Linked DNA regions of Homo sapiens: region 1 is linked to region 2. The links are chromatin loops, found by intact Hi-C in ENCODE. Cell type or tissue: dorsolateral prefrontal cortex. All regions are shown on one strand. Each heading gives the region's core, and the rest is flanking DNA. Links, peaks and the distances in the headings are about the cores only.

Region 1 (15,584 bases), core at 4,208-12,207, 190 kb before region 2:
TACCTCTACCATTTTTTATTGTTATAGTTGTTTTTTAATTTATTTCACTTCTGCCCTTAAGTCTTATATGTCCAGCTGTTTTGTCACTTCGGGTAGGTTTTGTTGTTGTTATCAATTTTTTTAATTTAAATGCTCAATACATTTGTTTTTAATCTTTCTTATTTGTTGATCAATATATCTAAAGCAATGAACTTCCTTTCTACATAATGAACTGTGTCCCACAAATGTGGATATATACTGACTTCATTGTCATTTCATCATAAAATATATTTATTTTTTTAACCCAAAGAATATTTGCCATTTTGTTAGTTCCCAAATATGGAATGTTTTATCATTAATTTTTAATTTTATTTTCTTATGGTTAGAAAACATACTCTATGTGATATAGAATCTTTTGAATTTTTGAGGCTTCCTTTATAGCCTGATGCATAGTTTATATTTCTTAATGTTGTCTGTGTACCCAAAAGAACATGTATCCCTGTTTCTTGGATACAAAGTTCTGTGTATTCTATGTAAATAAAATAGCTCAAACTTATTGTATTGTTAAGATTTTGATATTGTCACTTATTTTTCCTGGGCAATTATTATCAGTTTCAGAAAGGCAAATGTTAAAAAGTTCCAATGAAATTGCTGTTCTATCTGCTTCAGTTCATGTTTCACGAAAATGTTTGCTATACCATTATTAATAATAGCAAAGTGGAACAAAGAAATAAAAACAAACTAAATTATAATTCATTTATGTAATGGAACATTATGAGTCATTACAAATTGTAAGAGAACATTTATTGACCTACAGGGGTATCCATGATATTAGTGAGTATTAAAAAAAGTTACAAAACAGAACGCTATATGATCACATTTATATAAAATTATACACAATTATGCATATATATTTGACAAAGGTCTAGTATGCAAAACATAAAATGAACTCTTAAAACTCAACAATAAGAGGCTGGGCACGGTGGCTCACACCTGTAATCCCAGGACTTTGGGAGGCTGAGGCAGTCAGATCACCTGAGGTCAGGAGTCCAAGACTAGCCCGGCCAACATGGTGAAACCCTGTCTCTATTAAAAATACAAAAAATTAGCTGGGTGTGGTGGTGAATGCCTGTAATCCCAGCTACCTGGGAGGCTGAGGCAGGAGAATCACCTGAACTTGGGAGGCGGAGGTTGCAGTGAGCCGAGATCGCGTCATTGCACTCCAGTCTGGGCAACAAGAGCAAAACTCCATCTCAAAAAAAGAAAAAACTCAACAATAAGAAAATAAATGAGCAAAACTTGAATAGACATATGGCCATATCACAAGATATAGAAATAGCCAACGAATACATGAAAAGATACTCAACATCATTAGTTATTGGAAATGCAAATCAAAATCACAATGAAATATGACTTCACAGTTATTAGGATATCTAAAATAAAAAATACAGAAAATAGCCTGTAATCCCAGAGCTTTGGGAGGCTAAAGCAGAAGGATCGCTTGAAGCCAGGAGTTTGAGACCAGCATGGTGAGACCCCCATCTCTACAAAAAAAAAAAAAAAAAAAAAAGCTGGATGCAGTAGCACATGCCTGTATTCCTAGCTAGTCAGGAAGCTGAGGCGGGAGGATCTCTTGAGCCCAGGAATGCAAGGCTGCAGTGAGCTATTATCATGCCACTGCACTCCAGCCTGGGTGACAGGCTGAGATCCTGTCTATAAAAAAATTAGAAATGAAAATTATATATGTGGAAAATAAGTGTTCTTGAGGATGTGAAGAAATTGGAACTCTTGTGAACTGCTGATGGGAAAGTAAAATGGTACAGGCACCCAGGTAAATATTTTGTCATGTTCTCAAAAATTTAAACACAGAATTACCATATAACCAGGCAATTTCCCTCCAAAGTATATACCCAAAATAATAGATAACAGGGACTCAAGCAGATACTTGGTGACCAATGTTCCCTGTAGTATTTACAATGGCCAAAAGGTGGAAAAAACCCAAATGTCTATCAATTGATAAATGGACAAAAAATATGTGGTATATACACTAGATGGAATATTATTAACCCATAAAAATGAAGGAACTTCTGATACATGCTACAACATGAATGAACCTGGAAAACATTATGCTAATTCAAATAGGTCAGACACAAAAAGAGAAATATAGTATGAATTCATTTATATGACATATCTAGAATAAGAAAATTCTTTTTTTTTTTAAGATGGAGTCTTACTGTGTTGCCCAGCCTGGAGTGCAGTGGTGCGATCTTGGCTCACTGCAACCTTTGCCTCCTGGGTTCAAGTGATTTTCCTGCCTCAGCCTCCCACGTAGCTAGGACTACAGGCATGTGCCACCACACCTGGCTAATTTTTGTATTTTTAGTGCAGACGGGGTTTTACCATGTTGGCTGAGGTCTCAAACTCCTGACCTCACATGATCTGCCCATCTCGGCCTCCCAAAGTGCTAGGATTACAGTCATGAGCCAGCAAGCTTGGCTAGAATAAGAAAATTCATAGAGAAGACAGAAAGTAAATTAGACTTTACCAGGGCTGGGGAAAATGGGGAGTCATTCCTTACCGGGTACAGAGTTTCTGCTTGGGGTGATAAAAGGGTTTTGGAAATATTTGATGGTGATGGTTGCATATCATTTTTAATACAATCAATATTTCTGAATTACACACTTAAAATGATTAAAATAGCCAATGTTGTTATATGTATTTTATTTATGTATTTATTTTGACCTGGAGTCTCGTTCTGTCACCCAGGCTGGAGTGCAGTGGCACGATCTCAGCTCACTGCAACCTCCACCTCCCAGGTTCAAGCAATTCTCTTGCCTCAGCCTCCTGAGTAGCTGGGATTACAGGCACCCACCATCACGCCCAGCTAATTTTTGTATTTTTGGTAGAGACAGGGTTTCACCATGTTGGCCAGGCAGGTCTCAAACTCCTGACCTCGAGTAATCCGCCCGTCTTGGCCTCCCAAAGTGCTGGGATTACAGGTGTGGGCCACCATGCCTGGCCTGTTATATATATTTTAGCTTAATAAAAGCCATGTAGGCTTAGGATCAGATAAACTCAAACTCAAATCTTGGTTCTATAAATAACAATAATTTTGTGACCTTTAAAAAATTAACCTTACTAAGCTTCAGATTTCTTAATCTCTAAAATAATCACAAAAATAACATCATATTTTACTGGGTTATGTGAAGACTGATGAAATATATGCATGTAATGTGCTTATCACTGTATCTGTCCAATAAACAAAAGCTATTATTATTATCAAAAACATATAAATTGATCATATCATTCCCCACAGTTAAAAACTTCCAGGACTCCACACTGTGCTTGGGATAAAATCCATAGTTGTTACTATGACCTACAAAATCCCCTATGATCTGGCCTGGGCCAGAACACTCTCTCATCAGTGTTCACTTCAGACACAATGGCCTTCTTTTAGTTCCTTAGACAAACCACTAAGCTTGTTCCTACCTCAGGACCTTTGTGCGCTTGCCATGACTAGAACACTCTTTCTCCAATTTTTCTCATGACTGGCTTCTTTTCAATGTTCAGGTCACACCTGAAGTGTCACATTTTCAGAGGCTGTCCATTATGACTCCTTCTAAAGTTGCCCTAGACCAACTCCACCCCCACAAGTAACATCGAATCACCGATTTTATTGTCTTCAAAGCATTTATTGCATTTGTTGCAATCTGAAATTATTTATCTAATTATTTGTTTAACATCTGCCTCCCACCCTCTGGCACACCACTAAAATGTAAGGTCTACATAAGCAGAGACTTCATCTGTCCTGTTCATTGTACAAGGAATGGTGTCAGGTACAGAGTGTGGCCAAATTAACATCTGTTTAGTGAATCAGTGAATGAACACATGAAGCAAATTTGCAACCTCAGTGCAGAACAAGCATGAATTCCTATCCAAATATGACTATAACATCAGAATACTGGATCAACTCCTTTTATTCTACATATTCTGAGTTAACTTTTTCAAGTAAAAACACATTTTTCCAATATAACTTTAATGTAATACTAGAAATAGTTACCACTTATTGAGTATTATTTGTAAGTTGTTATGTTAAGCACTTGATATGCATTACCTCTTTGAATCCTCATACAAGCCTGTGAATGTTACTATTCTTATCCCAATTTTACAGAAGAGGAATGAGCCTGAGCCTCAGAAAACGAACTGTTCCAAAGTTGCACAAGCTAATAGAAGTAAAAGAAATGGAGATTCAAACCCATAATTGACTCTAAAGCCCTTACTTCTAACCTCGACAATATACTAGGTTATATACTAGGAAAGGGCACTAAACCACGTTCAAATTCTGCATTTTCCATTTACTACTTACATTACCTTAAACAAAAATCTTAACCTTCTGACTCTCAATATTCCCAATGTAGAAGTAGATAACCTTGTGAAGAAACCACCATATATTTTATAAGGAAAGGCACTAAGGAAATGCTTTAAGGACACAGCACACCCCTAAATGAGATCCCACAGACACCAGGTATAAGACAGTACTAGTAGACTTAACTCAGTACCAAGTATAAACTCTTTAGCCTCGTATTCAAGGCCCTGCAGTCTCACGCCAATCTACTCTCCAGTTTCACCTCTTGCACTCCTTGTATGAAACATGTATATTCTAATCACACCAGATTACTATATGTTCCCCAAATATGCCACACTTTTTCATACTGTGCTTTTTGTTCATATGATTTCCTCTATATAAAACATACTTTCTCAAAGATTTCCTTATTTAAATAGTAAGGCATTTAGCAGACTCGTTTCTTCTTTCAAGAGTGGAGTCTACTTAATTTGCTCATATAGGTCTACCTTGGCTCTAGTTGCTGAGACCAAGTCTACAATGAGACAGGGTAGATTAAGAACTCCAGCCCCATACACTAGATTTACTGTCATGTCAATGTGGCTACCAGCCTGACTCTGACTTTGTGTCCCATTTGAAACATCAGGACTTCTATCTGGTTCAGAATTCCCAGTCTCTACCTTGCATACCACTTGAGTGCCAGATGAATTTTGTGTGAATCACACCCTCCATTGATAGTCATGCCCTCTATAACTGGATCATATTTGGTTATGGAAAATCTTTATTTATTATTTATTTATTTATGAATTTTTGAGTTGGAGTTTCACTCTTGTCACCCAGGCTGGAGTGCAATGGTGCAATCTCCGCTCACCACAACCTCTGCCTCCCAGGTTCAAGTTATTCTCCTGCCTCAGCCTCCCGAGTAGCTGGAATTACAGGTGCAATGCCACCAGGCCTGGCTAATTTTTGTCTTTTTAGTAGAGACGGGGTTTCACCATGTTGGCCAGGCTGGTCTCAAACTCCTGCCCTCAGGTGATCCACCCACCTCGGCCTCTCAAAGTACGGGAATTACAGGCGTGAGCCACTGTGCCTGGCCGGTTATGGACAACTTTGACACTTGCCATTATCCCCTTCCTACCACCACTGAACTAAGCACCTTGCTCCCTGCTAAAAAACCATCCTGAGGTACCATACCTCCGTTTTAAAATAATGTCAACTCTTGAGTTCCTATTGCTACAATGTGTTGACTATCATCATTTAGCCAAAACTGTTATGCTGTAGTCCTTCCAGGCCTTGACAGTAAGAATGGGGCTCTGTTTTTAATGCAAGAGGGATTTAAGTGTGTTGCTATATGGAGGGAGAAAAAATAAGAAAATACAAGGAGTGGGATAAAAAACCCAAATGAAGAGATCATCTATGGGCAGGAGAAGGGCCAGGATGTTTTCTGGGATGAGAGATAAAAAGGCAAAGATAGGTGAGGATAAAGAGGAGTTTTGCAGAAGGCTAGAAAATGAGTGGGTCGATGGTTGCCCAGTGGCACAGAGGAGACAAGAAACCATGGTCTTGTGGTTAGAATAGTTAGTTTACATAACTTGTAGCTCCATAAAGTCAAGGACGGTATCTTATTCAACTCCATCCCTAGGGCCTAGCATTGAAATAGGCGAAAATGGGTGCTCAAGATACACTTGCTAAATTAAAATATAATGTAATACAGGAAATCAAACATGAGTATAAAGAGAAGAGAATCTGTTATTTTCTGAGTAGCTCTAATATACTATGCATAGTCTAGATATTTGACCCCCATTTAATGATCAAAGTTGCTGTATAATAAACTTTAGTAGTACTGTTTTACAAATGAAGAAACTAAACCTCAGGAAGATTAAATATCTTACCCAATGCAAAAAACCAGTAAGAGGTGGGTTAAACTATCTAAAATTTACTACATTCCCCTGCTGCAAAGCGTTCCATATCAACTACAGGACTAAGTATACTCACCTTGAGAGGATATACATGATCCCTCATGAGATGGCAACGCGTACTTTGAAAACTTTCTTTGTACAAGCTGAGCCCTCCACTTAGCATCCTTGTACCTCACACTCCACTTCACTGGCTAATTTCAAATCGTCCTTCAAGATTCCATACAAGAAGATGTATCATCTTCTCAGTGGTGTCTTCTCTAAGTCTTCCTCAATATCCCCATATCCTATCTTTGTTTGCAGTCCTTCCTGTACTCTCTCTGTGTACACGATCATATTATAACCCCGACCTCACATACTGTCCTTGTAAATTTGTCTGTCTCCAAAGTATTTAAGGCCGTAGGCAAATTTTCTCTTTACTATAGTTTTGCTTGTCAGGCATAAATTTAATATTCCATCACATAGATTTCTTATCTGTGCTAGCTATAAATATAGTAACTAAGCTTGTAACAGGCATAGACTTAGTTCTGAGGGGAATCTACAGAGGACAGGCCATTACAACTGGCTTTCAACACCCTTATAGTCCACCAAGGACAAGAGATGCATCCCAAAAGCCCAATATTCCTTTCAGTTGTAAAAAGAAATGTTGACATTAAGTTATGTGCTAGCCATGTCCTTCCCAGAGTTACAGTAAATCAAGAATAAATTGCCAGGTGGAGCGCAGTGGCTCATGCCTGTAATATCAGCACTTTGGGAGGCCAAGGCGGGAGGATTGCTTGAGCCCAGGAGTTTGAGACCAGCCTGGGTAACATGGCAAAACCCAGTCTCTACAAAAAAAAAAAAAAACACACAAAAATTAGCTGGGCATGGTGGGGTGTGCCTGTATTTCCAGCTACTCTGAAGGCTGAGGTGGGAGGTTGCAATGAGCTGAGATCACGCTACTGCACTCCACTCATCTCAAAATTTTAAAAGAATAAATTGCCAATTATTGTGGAAAGATGCAGAGCAAGATGTCGAAATAGAAGGCTCCACCGATTGTCCCCCTCCACTGCAGTGACACCAAGTTAACAACTATCTACACAGAAAAAAATACCTTCATCAGAACCAAAAATCATGTAAGCACTCATAGTACAAAGTACCTGGTTGTAACTTCATATCGCCGAAAGGACACTGAGGAGATAGATAAAACAGTCCAGAATTGCAGACACCACCACCCTGCCAACTCCTGGCAGCAGCAGCATGTTTCAGAGAACATCTCTGGCTGCTGGAGGAGGGAGAACACAGCAATTGTGATGCATTGAACTCAGTGCTTTCCTATTGAAGCAGAAAAGAAAACTGGACCAAAAATGGGCAAAAGATTTGAATAGACATTTCTCAAAAAAAAAAAGACATACAAATGGCAAACGGGCATATGAAAAGATGCTCAACATCATTGATCAAAGCAATGCAAATCAAAACTATAATGAGATATCATCTCACCCAGTTAAAATGGCTTATATCCAAAAGACAGGCAATAACAAATGCTAGGGAGGATGTGGAGAAAAGGGAACTGAGGTACACTGTTGGTGGGCATGTAAATTAGTACAACCACTATGGAGAACAGTTTGGAGGTTCCTTACAAAACTAAAAATTGAACTACTATAAGATCCAGCAATCCCACTGCTGGGTACATACCCCAAAGAAAGGAAATCAGTGTATCAAAGAGATATCTGTACTCCAATGTTTGTTGCAGCACTGTTTACAATAGCTAAGATTTGGAAGCAACCTAAATGTCCATCAACAGATGAATGGATAAAGAAAATGTAGTATGTGTACACAGTGGAGTAATTATTCAGCCATAAAAAAGAATGAGATCTAGTCACTTGCAACAACATGGATAGAACTGGAGATCATTATATTAAGTGAAATAAGCTAGGCACAGAAAGACAAACATCACATGTTCTCACTTATTTGTGGGATCTAAAAATCAAAACAATTGAACTCATGGACATAGGGTATAGAAAGATGCTTACCAGAGGCTGGGAAAGGTAGTGGAGGGATGATGGGGAGGTGGGGATGGTAAATGAGTATAAAAAATTAGAACGAATGAATAAGACCTACTATCGGATAGCAATACAGAGTGAATATAGTCAATAATAACTTAATTATACATTTTAAAATAAAGAGTATAATTGGACTGTTTGTAACACAAAGGATAAATGCTTGAGGTGATGAATACCCCATTTACCCTGATGTGATTATTATGCATTGCATGCCTGTATCAAAACATCTCATGTACTCCATAAATGTATATACCTACTATGTACCCCAAAAAATTAAAAATAAAAAAATGGCCTATGGAGATTGCTGTGTTTTATATCTGCCTTTTGAGAACTTATTTTATTCTTTTAGTTTAATGTAATGAAATGGATACTGATGCAAGAGCAACTGCCCAACCAAAAGTCTAAGGGTAATGAGCTTTGCACCATTCCTTGAGAATCTCCTATAGATGAGCAGCTGGCTGGGCCCAATTCAGGATGACACAAAATGCCTCGAGAACACCATGTCCAGGCAGCCAGAGCCAATAAGCATCTGTCCTAGCCAGAGGAAGTTAGCACAAATTGCCAAAGTTTTAAAACATTGGCTCTGGATCAGCAAATCTCCCCTCTGTGTACTGAGAAGCCTTCTTCTCTGATCAAATAAAGTTGGAATCACTTGGGCTGGCAAGACCAGCTGTGGAGCTGACAGCTGTTGTCCCTCGCCTCTTCCCACTTGGAAGGAGATGTGAGCTTATATAACCTCCTCCACCCACTTGCACCAGTCCCCGAGGATCCCAGCATGCGGAACAGGCAGGGCTGTGAGCTCTGAGTGAATACTGTATCACTCTTTGTATAGGAGGAGAACGCTTCTTGTCAGCAGGACATGGTACTTTGGCATGTAACAAACTAAGGCCTTTCTTCACAAGGGCACTCCAGCAAAGGTTTCCTAAATTCTTGCTGGGGTGTCAAGAGAAAAAATAACGAGCATAATGAATGAGAACTCTAAAAACTATAATGTCAGATTCACCTTCAACACTATATACAAAATTCAGATTCATGACTATTTTTAAGGTAAGGATAAATGTGGAAAAAGGAGATGGCACAGTTCAGCAACTTCTCAGACAGCCAAGATACATGGGGTCACTGGCTCTTAATCTCCGCCCCAAGGGAAATTGCCTCATTGCTCTTTTCCTATGTTAGACAGAAATGGCAAGGCCAAATTGTCTTACAGACTGCTAAGGAATCAGTCATACAGATAAATCAATCAAGCCAAGGATTATAAACCTTGTAAGAGTTCATAAACTATAAGTTAAAAGGAAGACTTATAAAGTCATCTTTAAAATGTATAGAAGTATTTCACGGAAATAGAACTAATGTTTCAATGCCAAGCATGGTTTTATGCACTATCTCATTGAATCCTCACAATAACCCTGTGAGGCTGATATAATTATTGTTCACATTTTAGAGTTGAAAACAAGGCTCAGAGGAGTGAAGTACTTCACTCCATGTCACAGAACTAGTAAGTAGCAGAGTTGGCCTGCTCAGTTCTGATGCCTATGTGCCACGTGGCTAAAGGCGTGGACTCTGGAATCACATAACCTGGGTTCAAGTACCAGCTCTGCTCCTTTCTAGTGCTTGACTGTGCCAAAGTTATGTCACCTCCCTGTGCCTTAGGTTTTTGTTGCTGTTGTTCCTTGTTCGTGTTTGGTATTTGCGTTTATTTTAATCTGTAAAACAGAAATAAGTAAGACTCCCTGTCTCATAGTTTTGAGGATTAAATGAATTAGTACCTGTAGACTTCTTAGAAGAATATCTGGCACTATATGAGCATGATATGAATGTCTGACAAATAAACACATATAAATATGTTATAATAGCATAAAGACAGAAGAGGCCATGAGTCATATCTAGCCCACTGTGCTTCTTTCAGGAATAACTCCACTTAACACATCACATAGCAACAGATGCCTCTCTAAAAGATCTTTGGGGACAGCAATGTTACCAGTTTCCCTAACAATATATAACATTTAAGTACAGTTACATGCAAAAAGCACTTACTCTGCCTGAACTTCAGTTCTTCCTATTATGATTTTGGCCTACTTCTCCTTGTTCAGGGCTTTGAAGAAATGGAAAACAGATAAGCATGGTAATGTGGAAAGAAGAATTGTAGTAAAACAGCTTTAATTTCATGAGAAAAGGAGGAGAGCTGAAACCTCTCCCAACACCCCTCCTCAAATGTTTTTTTTTTTTTTTTTTTTTTTTGGAAACGGAGTCTCACTCTGTTGCCAGGCTGGAGTACAATGGCGCAATCTCGGCTCACTGCAATCTCCACCTCCCAGGTTCAAGCGATTCTCCTACCTAGCCTCCCGAGTAGCTGGGATTACAGGCACGCACCACCACACCCAGTTAATTTTTGTATTTTTAGTAGAGACGGGATTTCACCATGTTGGCCAAGATGGTCTCGATCTCCTGACCTCGTGATCCACCTGCCTTGGCCTCCCAAAGTGCTGCGATTACAGGCGAGAGCCACCGCACCTGGCCCCTCCTCAAATATTAACTATTCTTCTAAAGCAATGAAGATTGAGGAATGGAAAAAGAACTCAAAGTTCCAGTCTTTACTGATTCAACCTAGCTGTTTGAACATAGACTAATCATTGCATTCATTTACTCTACATCCTTATCTAGGTAAGTGAAAATATAAGATGAAGACATCACATGGACCCTTAATGCTCAAATATCAAGGAAAATGACTTGTTCAAGGTCATACTAAAAAAGTGTCACAGTTAGGACTCAAAACCAGATCTCCTAACCATAAGGATCTTCCCACTACACCTCTCACTCTCCATCAGAGTATCTTTTCTAGCTCTCATCTTCTGACTTCCTACTGCCACTACTTTTCAGCCAAGGCATGGCAGATTGAATTATTGTTCCCAAATTTCCCCCCACCTCTCTGTATCCATGTACTCTGCCATGTGACCTTGCAGTTCTGCTAAAGGAAGAATGTATTTCACCTCCTTACTGATGTTGGGCTTGGCCATATGATTTGTTTTGGCCAACTGAATTTGTAAGGAAGCAATGGTAGGCTGGCTTTGAGCCTAGCTTTGAAAGACCTCACGTGTCTCTGCTTACCCACCATGCACTTCTGCCACCATCCTGAGAATAATCTGCCTCAGGTGACCCTCTGATCCCTGAAAAATTGAGACACATACAGCAGACCTAAATGGAACTTGTGGCCTGAGCCAAGCCCCATCGAACCTAATTGAAAAAAAACAAAGCTACCTCAGCCAACCCATAGATGTGTGAGCCAGAAATAAATGCTTATTGCTTTATGCCACTGAATTTTGGGATGCTTTGTTATGTTATTCTTATGATATCTAACCAATATGCAAGGTTTTCTGGGGTTCTCAGAAAAGTATTTCCTGGCAATAATACTGTCTTAAAGAACTAAAAATCTGAGCCCAAATTAAATCGCCATACATATCATCAGGCAACATCATCTACCAACAATTTCCCATTTTCCAATGAGAGGGTTTACCCATGAACTCAAACACCAGCTTGTTTAAAGTTCTTATTTTCCTGCCTCAGTTTCCTCACAAAATAAATGTTACAGTAGGGACTGCATCATAGAGTTGTCGAAAGGCTCAAAAGAGATTGCATGATAAATATTTAATACATATTGAGTGTTTCATAAGAATAGCAATGATGATGATGAATTGGCATCTTCCTTGATACAATCAAGGAGAGGAAAGTAAATGCTTTGAAAACAATATAACAATTTCCTTTTAACTATTGAATTCTGGTTGGGGTGCAGGGCTTTTCCCCCCTTACTTGCCTACTAATGCCAGCCACTTCCTAATTGTCAACGGAAGTGAGAAGCAGCTTTATCTCACACACACAGAGGCTACATAAGTAAATAAGAAAAAAAATCCTCTGGACATGCATATCCTACTGTGAGCAGAAGCCAGTTTCCTGGGGAGTTTTTTTTTAGAGGAAGTCTGGCTTTGGAAGATGGACCTCCTCGAAGATTGCTGTGCCTGGTGAGACTGACAACATAGTGCCAGTTGAAAGACAAATTTTTAAACACCCACTTTGGTTAAAAAACAAGCAAGTAAAAAAAAAAGTTATATTAACTAAGTTGTCTGGATAAATATTGGCTTAGTAGTTTATTAAAATAAAAATACACCCCTTGATTTTCAAAACAGAAATCTGGAGACTCAGCTAGGCTCTAGTCTTGGCTTGTATTAATCATAGAACTTTATAAGTAAAATAAACCATATAGTTCATTATCCTCATTTTTTTTCAGATAAGGAAACTGTGATGCAAAAAGGTGCATCTGATTCTTTCTGAAGAGAAATGGCTAAAGCAGGAATGGGTTAAATGAGGGCCAAGACATTGGGTCTACAAGGTTATCTCAGCATAATTTGAACAAAAATAAAACTCATACAGCTCTGCCCAAAATATTATATTTATGGAATATCTCTGAAGAACTGGTGATTACATCTGACTAGGAATCAGGCGACCTGGGTTCTGATCCCATCTCCCCTGCTAACCATCTATGCTCCTGGGTCAGTCACTTAACCTTCTAAGCCTCAGTTCCCCCAACTGTAAAGTGAGGTGGGACTAATAACTTTGAAGGTCTCTTCTGCTGCTAAATGTAAGCTACAATATAAATGGATAGTAATAAGTCAATTTCAGTTAAATTTTTTAAAATTTTTAAACCACAATATGCTTACATCATATAGGCAGAAATCACTGCCAAATATGTTCTTAAAGTGCCTGTAGAAGCTAAAGCAACTCCATCTTGGATGCAAATCTACTATATTGACTTCTGATTAACCTCTGTTCTGGAAATGCCTCTAAGATTTCTACTTTATCTACTGTTATCAGTCTTGCCCGTAGATCAGAATAACTTTGACCATAGATCCTGCCCTTAGAAAGATTCACACAGCATTCTTGCCTTTGCCGGGCAGGTCAACTTCAATTGTCCTACACATTCCGTCCCTGTGGTATGTACGCCCTGCGTCTAGGGGGTAACGGCACAGGGATCCACCATCTTGTCTCACTGCTGCCCAAGACTATGGCTTCTATTTGTAAACATCTATTACATGTTTCTCTCTCAGAAACTGGATATGTCAGCTTCTTTCTTAAGCCTCTCAGCTTTCTTAGACTTCAGGGGTAGGTGTGCATAGACCTGCTCACTGTGGAACAGTGCTTAAGACCTGCTGGAGGAACAAAAGTGGTACAAGCAGCATGAAGGTAGCAAAAGAATATGAGTATTATTCCTTGCTCTGCCACTAGCTTCCCGTAGGACCTAGGAGGTGTCACATTCCCTCTCTGGGTCTTTGAGGCAATCTCTCTTTGGAAAACAAGATATGGTGAAAGTGCCTCTGTGATTATTATATTAAAGTACTATAGATAGATAACCAGTATTTTTCTCTTTCCTGCCCTTTGAATATATTCCAGAGGCTCCTGGTTAGAGTCCAGCATCTCTATTCTCAAAAGGCCATTATGACAGTCACTGTTCATTGCCAATTCAATAGCCATCCTCTTTCTTCCTATTTCTTCAGATATCAGGCAGGCAAGCAACGTTCTCCAAAAAAAAGTGAGCCCCCCTCCCAGGCCAAAGGGGAATTTTAGTACTCCTATGTCTTTTTCCTAAATATTGTCCTAGGAGTGGGCCCACAACTCCGCTATTGCCAATGAGTTATTAGGGAAAGTCAGGTGGCAACTTTGGTAAGACATTTTTCTCTTGGATAAAAGACAAACTATGCCATGTGAAAAGAGCCCTTTATGGCTGGGCATGGTGGCTCATACCTGTAATCCCAGCAATTTGGGAAGCCTCGGCTTCCCAAACACCTGAGGTCAGGAGTTCACAACCAGCCTGGGCAACATGGTGAAACCCCGTCTCTGCCAAAAAATCCAAAAATTAGCCAGGCGTGGTGGCATGTGCCTGCAATCTCAACTACCTGGGCGGGGCTGAGGCATGAGAATTGCTTGAGCCTGGAAGGCAGAGGTTGCAGTAAGCCAAGACTGCACCACTCCAGACTGGGAGGCAGATCGAGAATCTGCCTCAAGAAAAAAAAAAAAAAAAAAAAGAGCTCCCCCACTTCCTTTCTGCTTGGGATGCTAACATGTGAGTATGTAATATGTTGAGCTGTGACAGCCATCTTATGACCCTGAGGTGAAGTCTAAGAGAACCACGGAGAAAAGACCTGGAGGACACTGACTGAAACTTCTAACTGCCTGCCTCAAGAGTTCTTAAGTCACTTACCCATACATATATATGATACAGTTAAATTTATAAATTAGCGACAGTAAGAGATGAGCAACAATAACTACTAAAATAGCACAACAAAAATTATAACAATATACTGAAATAAAAGTTATGTGAATACGGAAAAGGAAAGTAATTAAATCAACAACAAAAGTTCTCATAGTGTTTGATGATTAACTTTATGTGTCATTGTGGCCATGCCACGGTACCTAAACATTTGCTCAAACACTAGTCTAGATATTTACTTAGAAATAGTTTTTAGATGAGATTAACATTTAAACCAGTAGTCTTGCGGATATGTGGGCCTCATCTAATCAGTCAAAGGCCTCAGGAGTAAAAAGACTGAGGAAGACGACTGAGGAAGAGGAAGAGGGAATGCCTTTGGATTTGAGATGCAACATCAACTCTTCCCTGAGTCTCCATCTTGCCAGCCTGCCCTACAGATTTTGAACTTGCCAGCCCGTACAATCATATAAGAGAATTCCTTAAACTAAACCCCGCTCTACATACACACACACACACAAACACACACACACACACACACACACCCCTTGTTCTGTCTCTTTGAAGAACCCTAAGACATGGTATAATGATTTTTGACTAAAAATATACAAAAAGCCTAACTGACTCATTCAATCACTTTGTTCCTAGGCATTTATTATTCCTCCCAAATATCCTAGGACAGAAAGTCATTACTGAAGTGGCTGTGTTGTCTGGGGTTTGTCATCTCTTGCCAGGAAAATTTAGGAAACGGACACATACGAGGAGCTTAGGAGCAGAGGTTTAACAGGCAGAAGAGAGGAGAAAGAGAAACAGCTCTCTCTACAGAGAGAGGGGGGTCTCCAAAAGGAAAGGACCTGCTCACTGCGAATGCACCAGATTTTATGGTCCAGCTTGAGGAGGTAGTGTCTGATTTAGGTAGGGCTCACAGATTGGTTTGATCAGGAGCAAGGGGAAGGCTGGTCTCACCGCCCTAATCTTATTCCACAAATGAATTCTCCTTGGCGGGCACTATCTTGTCTGCTTCTTACTGTACACATGGCTGGCAGAGAAAG
Region 2 (15,584 bases), core at 2,519-10,518:
ATTATTTGCTGTCCCCTTTATATTCTGTGTCACTCCCGCTACATGAAATGCCCTGTCCTGAATAGTGTCATGCAGTAGGATAAGCAGGGCCTTTAGAGTCAGGTCTAGGTTCTAATTCAGACACTTGCCCTTACTAGTTGAGAAAGTTACTTAACTCATCTGAACTTCAGTTTCCTCATCTAAAAAATGGGAATAATAATCCTTATCTCAAAAATCTGTTACAAGATGTAATGCCTGACACATGGGAACAGCTAAACAAGTGATAGTGTTATTAATTCTACCCAACTCTGATGGTGCTTCTTCCTTGGCTTCTCCCTTGTGCTCCCACTGGGAAATCAGCTTTCCCTCTCATGTCATATATCATCAGGTCCACCTGTTCCCACTTTTATGGCTCTCATCTGTATCTACTACCTTATATGACAATCATTTCTATCCACGTCTTGTCTCTCCCACCAGCCTAAGAACCTCTTGAAAGCAGTATCCATCTGTGACTCATTCTGTATGCCTGACAGCTCCAAGAACAATGACTTGAACACGGTATGTGTCCAAGTATGTATTGAATGAATAGTATGCATTCGCTAACTATATATAACACTTATTAGATGTGTCATGCTGCTTTGTGATATGAGCAGGGGCCACATCACTTGTTCTGAATAATGCCTAGCCTCAGGGCTTAGCAAATATTCAAACAACATTGGGGACTGAAGCTACCAATATAAAAATAAAGGACAAACAGAAAAGTTGGCAATATAGTCACCTTTCAGAGGGATGGTATTTTTATTTTCCATTAGTTTAAGTTATAATCACCTTGCACTTCAACAATTATGAAGAGATCACATTTAAGCAAGAGGAGTTCCAACTACTTCTGCTTATGCATTTCCCTTCAGAAACCTACAGAAAATGACACATTCACCAACAGATATATTAAGAATCCGAAGATGTATTATCAACAACTTTGTTTAGCCATTTCCATTTACAGATCATTTTCATAATCCATTAATTTCTTTGAGCCTCACAACAATCTTGGGAGGTGGGTATAATTACCCCGATTTTACAGACGAAGTAAAAGTGATTTGGGGCCAGGCACGGTGGCTCATGCCTGTAATTCTTGCACTTTGGGAGGCCAAGGGGGGGCGGACTGCCTGAGCTCAGGAGTTCAAGACCAGCCTGGGCAACAAGACAAAACCCCGTCTCTACTAAAAAAAATACAAAATTTAACTGGGCGTGGTGGTAGGTGCCTGTAATCCCAGCTACTCAGGAGGCTGAGGCACGAGAATTGCTTAAACCCGGGAGGCGGAGGTTGCAGTGAGCTGAGATCATGCCACTCCACTCCAGCTCGGGCAACAGAGCATGACTCTGTCTCCAAAAAAAAGTGATTTGGCTGGGTGTGGTGACTCACGCCTATAATCCCAACACTTTGAGAGGCCGTGGTGGGAGGCTTGCTTGAGCCCAGGAATTCCAGATCAGCCTGGGCGAGATCAGTGAGACCCAGTTTCTAAAAAAAATTAAAAATTAGCCAGGCATAGTGGCGTGTACTTGGAGTCCAGCTACTGGGGAGACTGAGGTGGGAGGATCACTTGAGCCCAGGAATTAGAGGTGACAGTGAGCTATGATTGTGCCACTGTACTCCAGCCTGGGCAACAAAGCAAGACCCTGTCTCTAAAACAAGAAAAATGAAAAGTGATTTGTGGGACCAAGTGCAGTGGCTCATGCCTGTAATCCCAGCACTTTGGGAGGCCAAAGTGGATGGATCACCTGAGGCCATGAGTTCGATACCAGCCTGGCCAATATGGTGAAACCCATCTCTACTAAAAACACAAAAACTAGCCAGATCTGGTGGTGTGTGCCTGTAGTCCCAGCTACTCGGGAGGCTAAGACACGAGGATCACTTGAACCCAAGGGGCGATGGCTGCAGTGAACTGCGATCATGCCACTGCACTCTAGCCTGGGTGACAAAGCAAGACTCTGTCTCAGAAAAAAACAAAAAAAAAAAAAGTGATTTGTGTTAGATCCCAAGATGGAGAAGCCAAGAACATAATCCTGATCTTCTAACTCCGATTCCAGTGTTCCTTTTTCCTTTTTCCTCAACACAGAGCAAGAACATAACTTTGTTTTGCTTCCACCCTACCTACTTTCAGAAAGTCGCTCCGCTGGCACAGTGTGAGGAAGGAGAGTGGGAGTATAAACATCACTGTGGTCAAGACAGTAGGAAACATCCTACCTTTGCCTCTAGCTAATCAGACTTTTAGAATCCATGCAATTGAATGGAAAGAAATGGAGAATGGGTTAGCTGCTGGGTTTTATTTTCTACCTGTCCTATTTTTGGCTTTCTGTGTATACTCAGAAACAGAAAACTACCACAAATTTCAAGGAGCCCCTAATCTAGAATATCTCTTGGATCTTCTGCTCATATGCAAAATTTTAGATCTGCTTAACTGTTGACTCTTATCACTTTGAGTCTTAGAAAAGAAGGAAAGAGGCCAGGCGTGGTGGCTCATCCCTGCAATCCCAGCACTTTGAGAGGCCAAGGTGGGTGGATTACCTGAGGTCAGGAGTTCAAGACCAGCCTGGCTAACGTGGTGAAACCCCATCTCTACCAAAAAATACAAAAATTAGCCAGGCGCAGTGGCACATGCCTATAGTCCTAGGTACTGGGGAGGATGAGGCAGGAGGATCGCTTGAAACCAGGAGATCCAGGCTGCAGTGAGCTGAGATCATGCCACTGCACTCCAGCCTGGGCGACAAAGCAAGACTTCATCTCAAAAACAAAAATTGAAAAAAAAAGAAAGAAAAGGAAAGAATAAAAACCTTTACTTGCCCCTAGCTTATGAAACTTTTGCTCTTCCACCATGTTTTATTGAACTACTTTTTTTCTTATAAATCTTAATCTCTCTGATATGCCTTAGCTGGTGATTTTTAGCATGCTTTTAGTTACCATCCACTTCACAAAGCCATTCTGTTCCTAGGGCTTATGATGAGATTCGTTTTACTGGGGACACAGCACCAAGCAGTTTACTGTAATATATAAACAAAACAAAACAAAGCTGAAACATTCCTCCTTTTCCTTTCCGTGAACTCTCACCTTTCTACTTATGTAGCACAACCTGCATATCCTTAACCTCTTAAGGATCAGCATTTCAGATACTACTAGGAGTTTACTCTTGGTCAGGCCACAATAAGACAAATCATTAAAAGATCAAACACAATCAAATGACCTGCAGGAACTTCGACAGTGTACATATTCTGACCAAAAGTGGGCAGAGAGCATGTGAAGGAAAAGCACCGACTCCACAGGGCAAATCAGAAGGGCTGCACAAGAAATACCAGCTGGCAGCAGTTACCAACACACTACCACTTTCTTTTCTTTTTTTGAGATGGAGTTTCACTCTTGTTGCCCAGGCTGTAGTGCAATGGCACGGTCTCGGCTCACTGCAACCAACATCTCCTGGGTTCAAGTGATTCTCCTGCCTCAGCCTCCTGAGTAGCTGGAATTACAGGTGCCTGCCACCATGCCCAGCTAATTTTTTTTTTTTTTTTGTATTTTTAGTAGAGACAGGGTTTCACCATGTTAGCCAGGCTGGTCTCGAACTCCTGATCTCAGGTGATTCACCCGCCTTGGCCTCCCAAAGTGCTGGGATTACAGGCGTGAGCCACCTCGCCCAGCCTCGCACTACCACTTTCAAATCTTTCTTTCTCCCTGCTCTTGGTTGACTGCATCCGCCTAAGAAGGTTGCCACACTGGTCCTAGACCCTGTATTTGGTGATAAATTCACTCAAAACAAAGTTATAACCATATAGGACATACTTGCCAATGACTCTGAGTTTATTTTTCACAATCATCTTTCAGCCAAGAGAAAAAATTAATTATCACTCCACCCAATCATTACCCTCCATTCTTCTGTGTATATGCTTTGGCATAAAGGGTTGGCTTGCCTGCACTCTCGTTGGGGATGTTTATTATTCTTTCTTTTACTCCAAGCCTCCTACCAACAAGCAGAAAAAAAACCTCCACACACAATGGGGGAAGGAGAGAGCTTCCCACAGCTGAGTCAGCTGTGAGCACTGGAAAAGCGAAGCTAGGTGAAGTTCCTTCAGCCCAGCAGCCCCCAACCCTATCCCTATTTTACTCCCTGGGGGCTGGGCCCCTTGTGGCAGGGACTAAGTAGTCAGCTCTTTGTTCCACACTCAAGCAGAATTCAGTGGCAGGTGAAGCCATCCAATAATCCTGAACTTAGACTGACCTTGACCTAAACCATAGCTCAGTGTGATAAAGAAAATAATTCACTGGGGCAAAGGTGCTTTCCTTAAAAAATAACTTGCCATGGCGAATTTTTTACTGCCCCCCACACTTATCTGTAGCAACCAGAGACCAGGACAAAATTATTATTCAAGCTGCTGACCTTAATCCCCAATTGTTTAGGAGGTGCTGGGGCAGTTCCTTGGTCAGCTTGGATGTCACTTTGCCCCAGACAGGGGTGCTGAATATGTCTAACAGTACAGCAGATTGTCCCTTAAGAACAATCATCTGCCAAGTAAGGGTAATTGCTGAGCAAGAGGGTCCCTGGCACAGCTACGGATCACGTCTTATAAGGTCAAAACCACTAAAGGAAAAGGCCCAAAGTTCTGGTTGTATCCACCACTTTCCACTTCTACTATCTCCACTCCCCAAGTGTGGGAAACCCATTTGCCTCAGAGATCTGGGCTGGGAGTCACCCTGCAATCTCCCTTCCCCTGGTGGTGTGGAAAGGCTTAAAGGCCAGACACACCAGCTCAGAGAAACAGCTCATCGAAGCCTTGCACTTACTTCTCATAGCGCTGATAAGCGCGTTGCCGTCTTTGATTACGTCTTTGATGAATTTGTTGGTCCTCTCCAGTTCCTGCTCATAACACTTGAGCCTCTCGCGGAAATCGGGGCTGTCCAGGTAGCAGTCGCTGAACTCCAGCGGGGGATGACCCATGGTTCTGATGGCCGGGAGTAGGGGGAAAGGGGAAAGACACAAAGACCGAGAGCATCAATGGCACAGTAGAGGAAGTAGAGGGGACGGACTGAGCGCGCGACCCGCTTAAGGAAGCTCATAGCCTCCGTCCCTTTGGAGGACAGGTACCTGTTTCAGTGAGACTCCTGAGGAGCGCTGGCTGGTCCGGACAGAGAACAGGCGCCCCGGCGATGGCTTCAGGGCCAGGGAGAGCTAACTATCGCAGTCGGATCCCGGCAGGGTGCTGCCTAGCAAGCAGCATGTCCCTTAGGCATCGCCTTCCCAGATAAGCAGCAAAAACCGCAGCCCGACTTGCCTCCGGAGACGGGCCGGATCCTTCCTGAGCAATTGCAAACGTGACACTTGGGCCCGCCCAAGGTGTAGGCGAGGTTAGAGCTGGAGCTGGGAACAGCCTCTCTACAGGCTCCTCGCTCCGGAGCGAGCGGAAGACTTCCTTGGCCGAACTCCGCGGGCAACCCGGATTGCACTGTCCCCTCCCCTTTCTTAAAGCCAACGCCTGCGCCCCGCCCCAGCGAAGCCCGAGGACCAAACCGGAGCGCTCTGGCTCCTTCCTCAACTGTTTTCCTTGTACCTTAGAGTTTCCTGACCAGGGCCCGCTGGCTGCTAAGACTTCTTCCTGGTGCAAGGGAGCCGGCCGGCCGGCCGTCCTTTTAGGCGCCGGAAGGGTTAAGCCAGGGCGGCAATGAAACGTAGCCTCGCTCCATAGACACTGCAGCGGGAAGAGGAGGGCGAGAGCGCGACGCACAATAGCCGCGGTAGCCCAGCGCTTCCCTACGGAAACTGGGGAGCAGTCAGCGCCCTAGGACTCCAGCTGGAAAGCGTGGCGGCCTGGGAGATGTAGTCTTTCCGTTTGCACTCCCCAAGACTCCTCCCTGCAGTCTCCCCACCACCCCGCCTGGGAGGCTGCTCTCCCAGAACGGCATTCCCAGCCTGCCGCAGGCTCCTGCGCAGGGACCGGCCCCAAGGGGCAGGTGCGCGGCGCTGGACTCTGCGGGGGAAGTTTCCGAAACTAGAGCAAGAACCCGCAAGACTAGATTGCAGGAAGCCATCTCTCAATTCCCATGATTCGGCTGGGTTGTGTATTCTTTTGCCTTCCCCTCTTTCCAGCCTCCTTCGGACCTACCAACTTCTTTTCCTCTTTCTTTTCCCATGTCTCCTGCTCTAAGTGCTCTAATTCCCTTGGGCCTTCGACCTGAAGGGTTGATTCCTACTCTAGGGTCTCCGTGAAGCTCAGTGCCCCCTGCCAAAGAAAGGGAGGCCATAATTCAGAGTTAATATTTTCCTGAATAGGACCTCAGAGCATGGCTTTTGTGGCAGACGCCGATAATGCATATGATTTTCCATGTGTAAGTGGAAAGTCTAAGAATAGGATGTTATAAATTGTCTTGCAGCTTACCTTAAAGGCAGCTGTCTTGAGACTAAGGGTAGGTAGAGGCTCGAAAAACTAAAAAATAGTTTGTGCGTGGGCAAAGAGATCCCTTTAATTCTGCAGAAGTGTTTACATTAGATTGCCCTGTGAAGAAAGCCAGAACGGAAGGGGGTTGTAAATAGAATAATAGTGGCTGACCCACCTGAATTAGGGTCCTGTTGCTGCTGTGACAAATTACCACAAACTTGATGTCCTAAATCAGCATAAAGTTATAATCTACAGTTCCAGAAGGCAGAAATCAGAAATGGGCCTCACTGGGATCAAATCAAGATGTTAGAAGGGTTGTGTTCATTTTCAGATAGTCTAGGGGTAGAATCTGGTTCCTTACCTTTTCCGGCTCAAGCTGCTCACATCCTTTGGCTCATAGCTCCCTTCCTCCGTCTTTAAAGCTAGCACTGGCCAGTCAAGTCTTTCTCATGCTACATCACTGTGATTCTCATGCCTCCCCTTAAGGACCCTTATGATTACACTGGGTCCACAGGATAATCTCCCCCATCACATCATCCTTAATCACATCTGCAAATTTCATTTTGCCACATAAGATAACGTAGCCACAGGTTTCAGGACATGGACATCTGTGAAGGAGGAAACATTATTCTACCCACCACACAACCTATCGCCCATCTCACTAATCTTCAAAACAACCCTATGAGGATGGTTTTATTATTATACCCATTTAAAGATGGAGAAGCTGGGTCAAAGAGAGTTTAAGTGACTTGCCGAAGGACAAACAGCTAGTTAAATGGCAGCACTTGAACTTGAGCCCAGCCTGGCTGGCTCTAGAGGTAGTGCTCTTGACCACTACACTATATAGCAGAATGGCAATGAGAAAACGCCCTCTGAAAATAAATAAGTAGCCACATCTCAGGGGAAAGTTTTGTTTCTTACTCTTTTTATCTTTAAGGTTAATTTATGGGAAAATGTCCAAAATGAGCTTTAAATGCACCATGGGTTGAAAAATGCAGGTACTAAGGGAAGGTACCCATTCAATGGGTATATGGTCTTTCACACTAGTAAGTTTCCTTTTAGCATTCATTCACTCGTTTAACAAGCATTTTTTGAACACCTGCTATATACTTTTATTTATAAAGCCTATACATATATTTTCATCACTATAAAAATTGCCATTGACATTTTTTAAAATTTTATTTATTTATGTATTTTTTTGTTTGAGAAAGGGTCTCACCCTGTTGCCCAGGCTAAAGTGCAATCAATAGCTCAATCACGGCTCCCTGCAGCCTCGACCTCCCTGGGCTCAGGTGATCCTCCCACCTCAGCCTCCTCCTGAGTAGCTAGGACTACAGGCACATGCCACCACACCTGGCCAATTTTTGTATTTTTTTGTAGAGACGGGGTTTCACCATGTTGGCTAGGCTAGTCTCAAACTCCTGGGCTAGAGGGATCCACCCACTGCAGCCCCCACCAAAGTGCTGGGATTACAGGTGTGAGCCACCATGCCCAGCTGCTGTTGACATTATTGATGTTAGATTCAATCATACTCATCTGAGTTCCTATACTCAAAGTGTTTTACAGTCATCTGTGTTATCCTTTATCTAGACAATGAAACTAAAGCACAGAAATAACAAATTCCCTAGACCAAATACCGAAGAAGAAACAGGGCTAAAATTAGAACTCACACGGCGTGGTGGCTCACGCTTGTAAACCCAGCACTTTGGGAGGTCAAGGCGGGCAGATCACCTGAGGTCAGGAGTTCAAGACCAGCCTGGCCAACATGGGGAAACCCCATCTCTATTAAAAATAAAAAATTAGCCAGGTGTAGTGGTGTGTGCCTGTAATCTCAGCTACTCAGGAGTCTGAGGCAGGAGAATCGCTTGAACCCAGAATGCAGAGGTTGCAGTGAGCCAAGATTGGGCCACTGCACTGCAGCCTGGATGACAGAGCAAGACTCCATCTCAAAAAAAAAAAAAAAAAAAAAAAAAAAAAAAAAAAAACTCAGTTCTTCAGATAATACTTGCATTCATCAAGCACTATCTTAATTGCTTTGCACAATTTCTCCCTGACCCTCACAGCTAACCCTATGTCACTGAGAGTCTTTAAAATTTTGTTCACATAACCCCTAAAAGAATTTTGGGAGCTATGTACTCCTTCGTTTTTAAGTGGTATCTTTTTTTTATTTTATTTTTTTGAGACAGAGTCTCACTCTGTCACCCAGGCTAGAGTGTGGTGGCACGATCTCCACTCACTGCAACCTCCACCTCCCAGGTTCAAGCAATTCTCCTGCCTCAGCCTCCCGAGTAGCTGGGATTCCAGGCACATGTCACCATGCCCGCTTTATTTATTTATTTATTTTTAGTAGAGATTGGGTTTCATCATGTTGGTCAGGCTGGCCTTGAACTCCTGACCTCGAGCGAGCCACCCACCTCAACCTCCCAAAGTGCTGGAATTACAAGCATGAGCCACCACCCCTGGCCTAACATCTAAATTTTTTCATTATGCTTAAATAGTTGCAAAAAGTTTAATTTCTAACATACTAGGAATATTGACGTTTTAAAATAAAACTGTTACATCACTCTTTTAAAAGTATTCAATCTGACATCCATCATCAAACGCACAAAGCAAAACAAAGTGTAAACACATCTTGAATCTTCAAAAAATTTATTCTATTGTTCATTTTTTCTTCTTCAAATCAATTATCTATACGTTTTCCCCACAGAAATTTTATCCTTTTTTTTTTTTAAACAGTCTTACTCTGTCACCCAGGCTGGAGTGCAGTGGCACAATCTTAAGTGCACTGCAGCCTCGAACTCCTGAACTCAAACGATTCTCGCATCTCAGACTCCCAAGTAGTTAAGAGTATATGCCTGAGCCACCATGTCTGGCTAATGTTTTTTGTTGTTGTTGTGTTGTTTTGTAGGGACAGGGTCTCACCATGTTGTCCAGGCTGGTCTCAAATTCCTGGCTTCAAGCAATCCTCCTGCCTCGACCCCAAGCCCTGGGATTATAGACATGAGCCACCGTACCTGGCCAACCATCATACTTCCATACTTAAAGTCTATTGATCACCATATTGAATTTCTCTGCAACAAAAATATGCTCACAAACATAATTTTTTTTTAAACCGGGTCTCACTCTGTCACACAAGCTGGAGTACAATGGTGCAATCACAGTTCACTGCAGCCTCAAATTCCCAGGCTCACACAATCCTCCCACTTCAGTCCCAAGTAGCTGGGACTACAGGCGCACGTCACCACACCCTACTAATTTTTTAATTTTTAATAGAGACAGGGCCTCCCTATGTTGCCCAGGCTGGTCTCTAACTCCCGAGCCCAGGAAGCCAAGGCAATTCTCCTGCCTTGGCTTCCCAAGGTGCTGGAATTACAGGCATGAGCCACCATGCACAGCTCATAAATAGAAAGTTAATTCTTTTTATTTCCTTGTGACCATAAGGCTTCATGGATTAAAAAGCTTCTGTGATTATTAAGCATACATAATAGAGTAAAATAATGCGAACACATTGTAATTATTATTAAATATAAAATTTTATTGGGGCTGGGCATAGTGGCTCACTTCTATAATCCCAGCACTTTGGAAGGCCAATGCCGGCAGATCACTTGAGGCCAGGAGTTCGAGATGAGCCTGGCCAACATGGCGAAACCCTATCTCTACGAAAATACAAAAAAAAAAAAATAGCCAGGCATGGTGGAGTGAACCTGTAATGCTAGCTACTGAGGAGGCTGAGGCAGGAGAATCACTTGAACCCCGGAGGCGGAAGTTGCAGTGAGCCGAGATCACACCATTGCACTCCAGCCAACAGAGTGAGACTCTCTCTCAAAAAAAAAAAAAAAAAAGTTTATTGGAACTGCATCTCTTAGTAAGATGGTTAAGAAAGAGGTAGGTTTCAGGGCATTGAGTTAAAGAAGATTCCTGAACACCAATATTTTAAATTATTTCTATGTTTAGCCCCAAGGGTTTTTATACCTTGGGCCAAAGCACCATAGTAAGATTCTTGATGTTTAAAAGGTATGCTTTCCCTTTGAGATATTGAGCAAGGGAGGTAGGAAAGGAAAACTGGAGGTGAGTTCTCAGACAAATGATTTTTAGAAAAAGTGCTAAAGAAAATTGCGTATCCGGAAATTGGTTCACTTTCGGCTACCTGGTGACCTCAAAGCCGTTGGACAGTTTCCATGTGCCTTGCTCTGGACTGAGTATTTGTATTCACCCAGTTTATATGTTGAAATCCTAACCCTCAAGGTAATGGTATTAGGAGGTGGGGCATTAAGACTTGGTTAGGTCATGAGGGTGGAGCCTTCATGAGCTGGATGAGTGCACTTGTAAAAGAGGCCTGAGAGAGCTCCCTTATCCCTTCCACCATGTGAGGACAGAGATAAGACAGCAGTATACAAAGCAGGAAGCAGGCCTTCAGCAGGCACTGAATCTGCAAATGCCTTGATGTGGCACTGAGGCAGGGGAATAGGGTCTGGAGGCAGGGAACCTAAGGCCGTTTCACACTGACTTCCTATAACTAAATTGAAAGGAAAATCCCAACTTTCCACGCCTAAGTAACAAAAGGACCAGAAGCTACTCCCTTTGCAAACTCCCACCTTTTCTGAGGGGCAGATGGAAAATTGAAAGTACCTCTGATTGACTGCCGAAAGCATAGGAGTGTAACTTTGTAACATCACTTCAGCCTCTGATTGGTTGCTTTCTACAACTAATCAGACTGATTGGGGGCCACCACTTTATTTACATGGGGTGAACACCAAATAGCTAATGGGAAACGTCTAGGGGGTATTTGGACCCCAGAAGATTCTGTATGGGGGCGCTTGAAAAGCTTGCTCGGCCCACTTCCACACTGTGGAGCGTGCTTTCATTTTCAATAAATCTCTGCTTTTGTTGCCTCATTTTTTCCTTGCTTTGCTGTGCGTTTTGTCCAATTCTTTGCTCAAAATGCCAAGAACCTGGGCAACTTAAAGTGAAAACCTTCTACCTGTAACAGGACTTCTTAGCCTACAAAACTGTAAGAAACAAACTTCTGTTGTTTATAAGTCTCCCAGTCTATGATACTTTTGTTATAGCAGCCCAAATGGACTAAGACATACCTTCAGGGCTAGGCATACCCCAGTGTAAAGACAGCTGCTACGGTATTATCATCCTCACTTTATATGTGAGGGATGGTAGGCTCAGAGAATTTCAGTAATTGCCTAGTCTCGTGTAACTAGTAAGGGTTTAACAAGCTCCACTAGTTCGATGCAATTTGAGTCTGTGACAGTAAAAAGAATACACATGCACATGCACTTATAAGCAGGGTTTGCCACCATTTTACAAGGAAGCGAAAGAAATCCCATTTTAGGAGGGGCCCAGTGGCTCACATCTGATATCCCAGCACTTTGGGAGGCCAAGGCAGGCAGATCACTTGAGGGCAGGAGTTCGAGGCCAGGAGTTCGAGACCAGCCTGGCCAACATGAAGAAACCCTGTCTCTGCTAAAAATACAAAAAACTAGTTGTTCGTGGAGGTGTGAGCCCGTAATCCCAGCTTCTCATAAGGCTGAGACATGAGAATCATTTGAACCCGGGAGGCAGAGGTTGCAGTGAGCCGAGATCACACCACCGCACTCCAGCCTGGGCGACAGAGCGAGACTCCGTTAAAAAAAAAAAAAAAAAACTGGTCTGGGAGGCTGGAAAGAAAAGGTAATTTTCCAAATGTCATTTTTAGACTTCAGTAATTTATTAAATGTGTTTTTAAAAAGAGTTTTATCCTGGTAGATGTGGTGGCACTCGCCTGGAGTCCTAGCTACTCAGGAGCTTGAGGCAGGAGGATCCCTTGAGCCCAGGAGTTCGGGTCTGCAGTGAACTATGATCGCACTTGTGAATAGCCACCGCTTTCCAATGTGGGCAACACAGGGAGAACCTGTGTCTGAAAAAAAAATGTTTACCTAAAGATATAAAGTAATATTTTATAAACCCTATGCTTCTTATAAAGGATCCTAAAGGTCTTTGTCCTGAAATGTTATAATCCTTCCTTCACAAAAAGGTAGAAAAAATATAGAAGTTACTGGCCTGTATCCAATAACAAGAAGAAAACCTGGAGGTGAAATAGAGGTGGCAGGTGGAGGGAGAGGGGACAGCACAAGTTGATGATGATTTCTCCTATGCCAGGCACTTTACATAAATGATCTCATTTACAGGCACTTTACATAAATGATCTCATTGAGGAAGGTGCTATTGTCCCTTGCATTTTACAGATGAAGCAACTGAACCTCAGAGAAGTTAAGCTACTTGGCCAAAGTCACCCAGAGAATAAATGATGTCCTAGAGATTCAAATCCAGCTCTGAATTCAAAGTCATGTTTTGCCATTGCATTACAGTACCTTCCAGCCTAACTCATCAACATCTAATCTCCATTCCCTCCTGCTTATGTGACTGGACGTACTTGGAACTGTAATACAGAAAAAATAGTTCTGGGTCACTTGCTGTAACTTCAGCAAATGATTTGAAATTATCCCAGGCTGAATATTAACAGAGGCTTTATGTTGAACTTCTCTGAAGAGCTAGCTGACAAAACTGGCTCCCAAGCTACATATGCTCAGCTGTCTAGAATTTCCAGACTTGCACTGCATGAGACAGAAGACAAAGTAGATAACTGCCCCTCAGCACAACAACACTGCTAGCCTAGCCCCTAGTTCTAGCCTGGTCTAAATCCTTTACTACTGTTGGCACCATTCCCAGCTCTAGTCTTGGCTCTGGTCCATTCCCTGCTTTGACTGAACTTGGCTTAGTTTTTTTCCTCAGCCTACGCCAAGATTTTAAAACTTTTAGGAGCTAGAAGTGGCAAATGGTTAGAAAGGAAAAATCCTCTTTTATAATTCTCTGTACATCCAACTCTCCATTTACCCACTCCCTTCAAGTTTCTCTTTATGGAGTTGCTTGGTGGAAAAAAAAGCCACCAATTTATAGCTTTAAAAATATAATCTATTTCAGTCTATGTGATTAAATATCCACCAAAATTCTTTATCCATAGAATTCACCATTTTCATCACATTTTCACACCAGCAGCACCATATCAAAGCTATCTATTGGTAATAACCTGGGAATTTTTTCCTCGTGACCATTTTATGTGTCCATTTTGATTCCTAATAAGCCACATTTCAAAAAAAATTCAAACAAGGTTTATGTCAGTTCTAAAAGGCTTTATAAGGGCAATAAAGGCACAGTTGTATTACTTTTTAACTCCCAGGAAGATATCAATACCCAGCATCCCAGCACAGCCTGCTGGGCTATGCCATTTTATAGCATCTTAGAAGATACCATGCTCTACTGAGGGGCCAGAAATTTCCCAGCAGTTCCTAGAGGGGCCTGCTGAATCATGGAAACTAAATTATAACGTTCTACTAATGATTCTTGAACTTTGGTTTGTATGAGAATCACTTAGGGTGCTTATTGAAAATGTAGATTTCCTTGGACCCCTCTCCCAGCGATTCTGATGGTATGATGTGGATTTAGGTAGGGGCTGAGGCCAGACAATATGAACTGAGGCTTGAAAATAACAAAGAATCAGAAACTAATGTGGGTGGGGGAGTGGGGTCTTAGGTAAGGCCTTGGGAAATCTAAATTTTTTATAAGTACAACAGGTGATTCTGATGGAGGTGGTCCAAAATGTAGGCATCCAGTCTTATGCACTGATACGGTTTTAGGGGGGATTTTTTTGAGACAGGATCTTGCTGTCTTGTCCAGACTGGCCTCAAACTCCTGGGTTCAAACCACTCCCTCCCACCTCAGCCTCTAAAATGGCTGGGACTACAGGCACATGCAACCACACTCCACTCGACATGAGATTTTATCTACTAAAAACTGGTCAAAAACTGATCGGGATATGACAGTCCTCATACAACAATGGTTTTGATTAATAACATGAGTGAAAACTTCTGTTCCTCATATTGGCAGCATTAGGCTTTCTGACTTCCATACTACTTCAGTTTATTTTGCATCTGACTCAAAGCTAATAATTAAATAAACATGATTAACTGTGGAATTTGCATAACATTTTTTTTTTTCCTTTGGAGACATTCGCTCTGTCGCCCAGGCTGGAGTGCAGTGGCACAATCTCGGCTCACTGCAACCTCCACCTCCCAGGTTCAAGCAATTCTCCTGCCTCAGTCTCCCAAATAGCTGGGATTACAGGTGCTCGCCACCACACCCGGTTAATTTTTGTATTTTTAGTAGAAATAGGGTTTCACCATGTTGGCCAGGCTGGTCTTGAACTCCTGACCTCAAGTGATCCACCCGCTTCGGCCTCCCAAAGTGCTGGGATTACAGGCATGAGCCACTGCACCTAGCCTGCATAACATTTTATATGTGGTCATTTTCACCAGCATCACATAGCACATTACATACTCTTTAGCAGAATTACTAGAATACCTTGAGAAAAGTATACAACTGAAATGTATTTCAACAAGTTTCTGGCCCTGGGGGTGGGAAGACGTGAAGAAACCTTCAGACAACTGAGCCCCACAAAGTTCTTTTAGTTTCTTTTAAAGTAAAATGACATAAGCTGAAATATGCAATTATTTCCAATTTCTAATTCTCTTCCTCTTTCAGCAACAAAACAAGCAATGGACAAGAGTCATAACTTGTCATGACTGCAAATGGATGTGCATCTATACTTAGAGTAGAACAAAACAGATACAAAGTAAAGCATTTTAAGAAAGGATTCTAAGGGCAACATTAATTTTTTCCACAATATTAATTTTTCCCACTGACTTACAATAATTTTCATGCTAGTAAAATTTTCATGCTAGTAATTTTATAAATGGAAGCACCTCACAAGGCAGTGGGTGCTGAGATCGTTGTCAAAAGAATGCAACAGTGCAGTGACAATGCTCTGGCAAGGCCCCAGAACATGCCAATCATGCTTTCTCTCTCACATGGTTAAACCGACATTACCACAGGAAGGAAACTGGTTTCAGAACCTTACTAAGAATTAATTGTGGGTGAATTCACATTTCAGCCTTCAAAAAGCTTGATTAGACCACTAAGTTACTCTACCTGTTTAGCTTAAGAAGAACAGTTATGAATATTAAGTTAATAATACTGAATGATAAACAAAACACAAACGTCAAAATTTACTATGTCCAAGGCACATGCTTAATCTTTACAACCACCACCCTTTTAAGTAGGTACTATTATGTCATTCCCATTCT

The links. Peaks named below come from ENCODE experiments on the same cell type or tissue, not always from the same donor. Only the 100,000 strongest peaks of a DNase experiment are listed, where the experiment ranks them.
Region 1: it touches region 2 in a loop (2.2-fold over the local background); 2 of 110 quality-filtered maps call a loop at or near these places.

The regions. Positions count from the first base shown.
Region 1 is chrX:68,240,688-68,256,271 of GRCh38, forward strand. All of the region lies in intron 5 of OPHN1 (oligophrenin 1), which reads right to left. Among named protein-coding and RNA genes, the nearest start is that of OPHN1, 190 kb to the right of the region's middle. In dorsolateral prefrontal cortex, for the core only: no CTCF peak of the experiment used is centred there; DNase peaks (open chromatin) are centred at 8,796 and 9,006; H3K27ac peaks cover 3,312 bases; H3K27me3 peaks cover 4,607 bases.
Region 2 is chrX:68,428,063-68,443,646 of GRCh38, forward strand. OPHN1 (oligophrenin 1) reads right to left here and starts at 5,433. Exons shown (of 25, transcript NM_002547.3): 1 at 5,106-5,433; 2 at 4,805-4,962. The coding sequence starts at 4,958. In dorsolateral prefrontal cortex, for the core only: no CTCF peak of the experiment used is centred there; DNase peaks (open chromatin) are centred at 5,449 and 5,799; H3K4me3 peaks cover 3,287 bases; H3K27ac peaks cover 2,403 bases; H3K27me3 peaks cover 6,398 bases.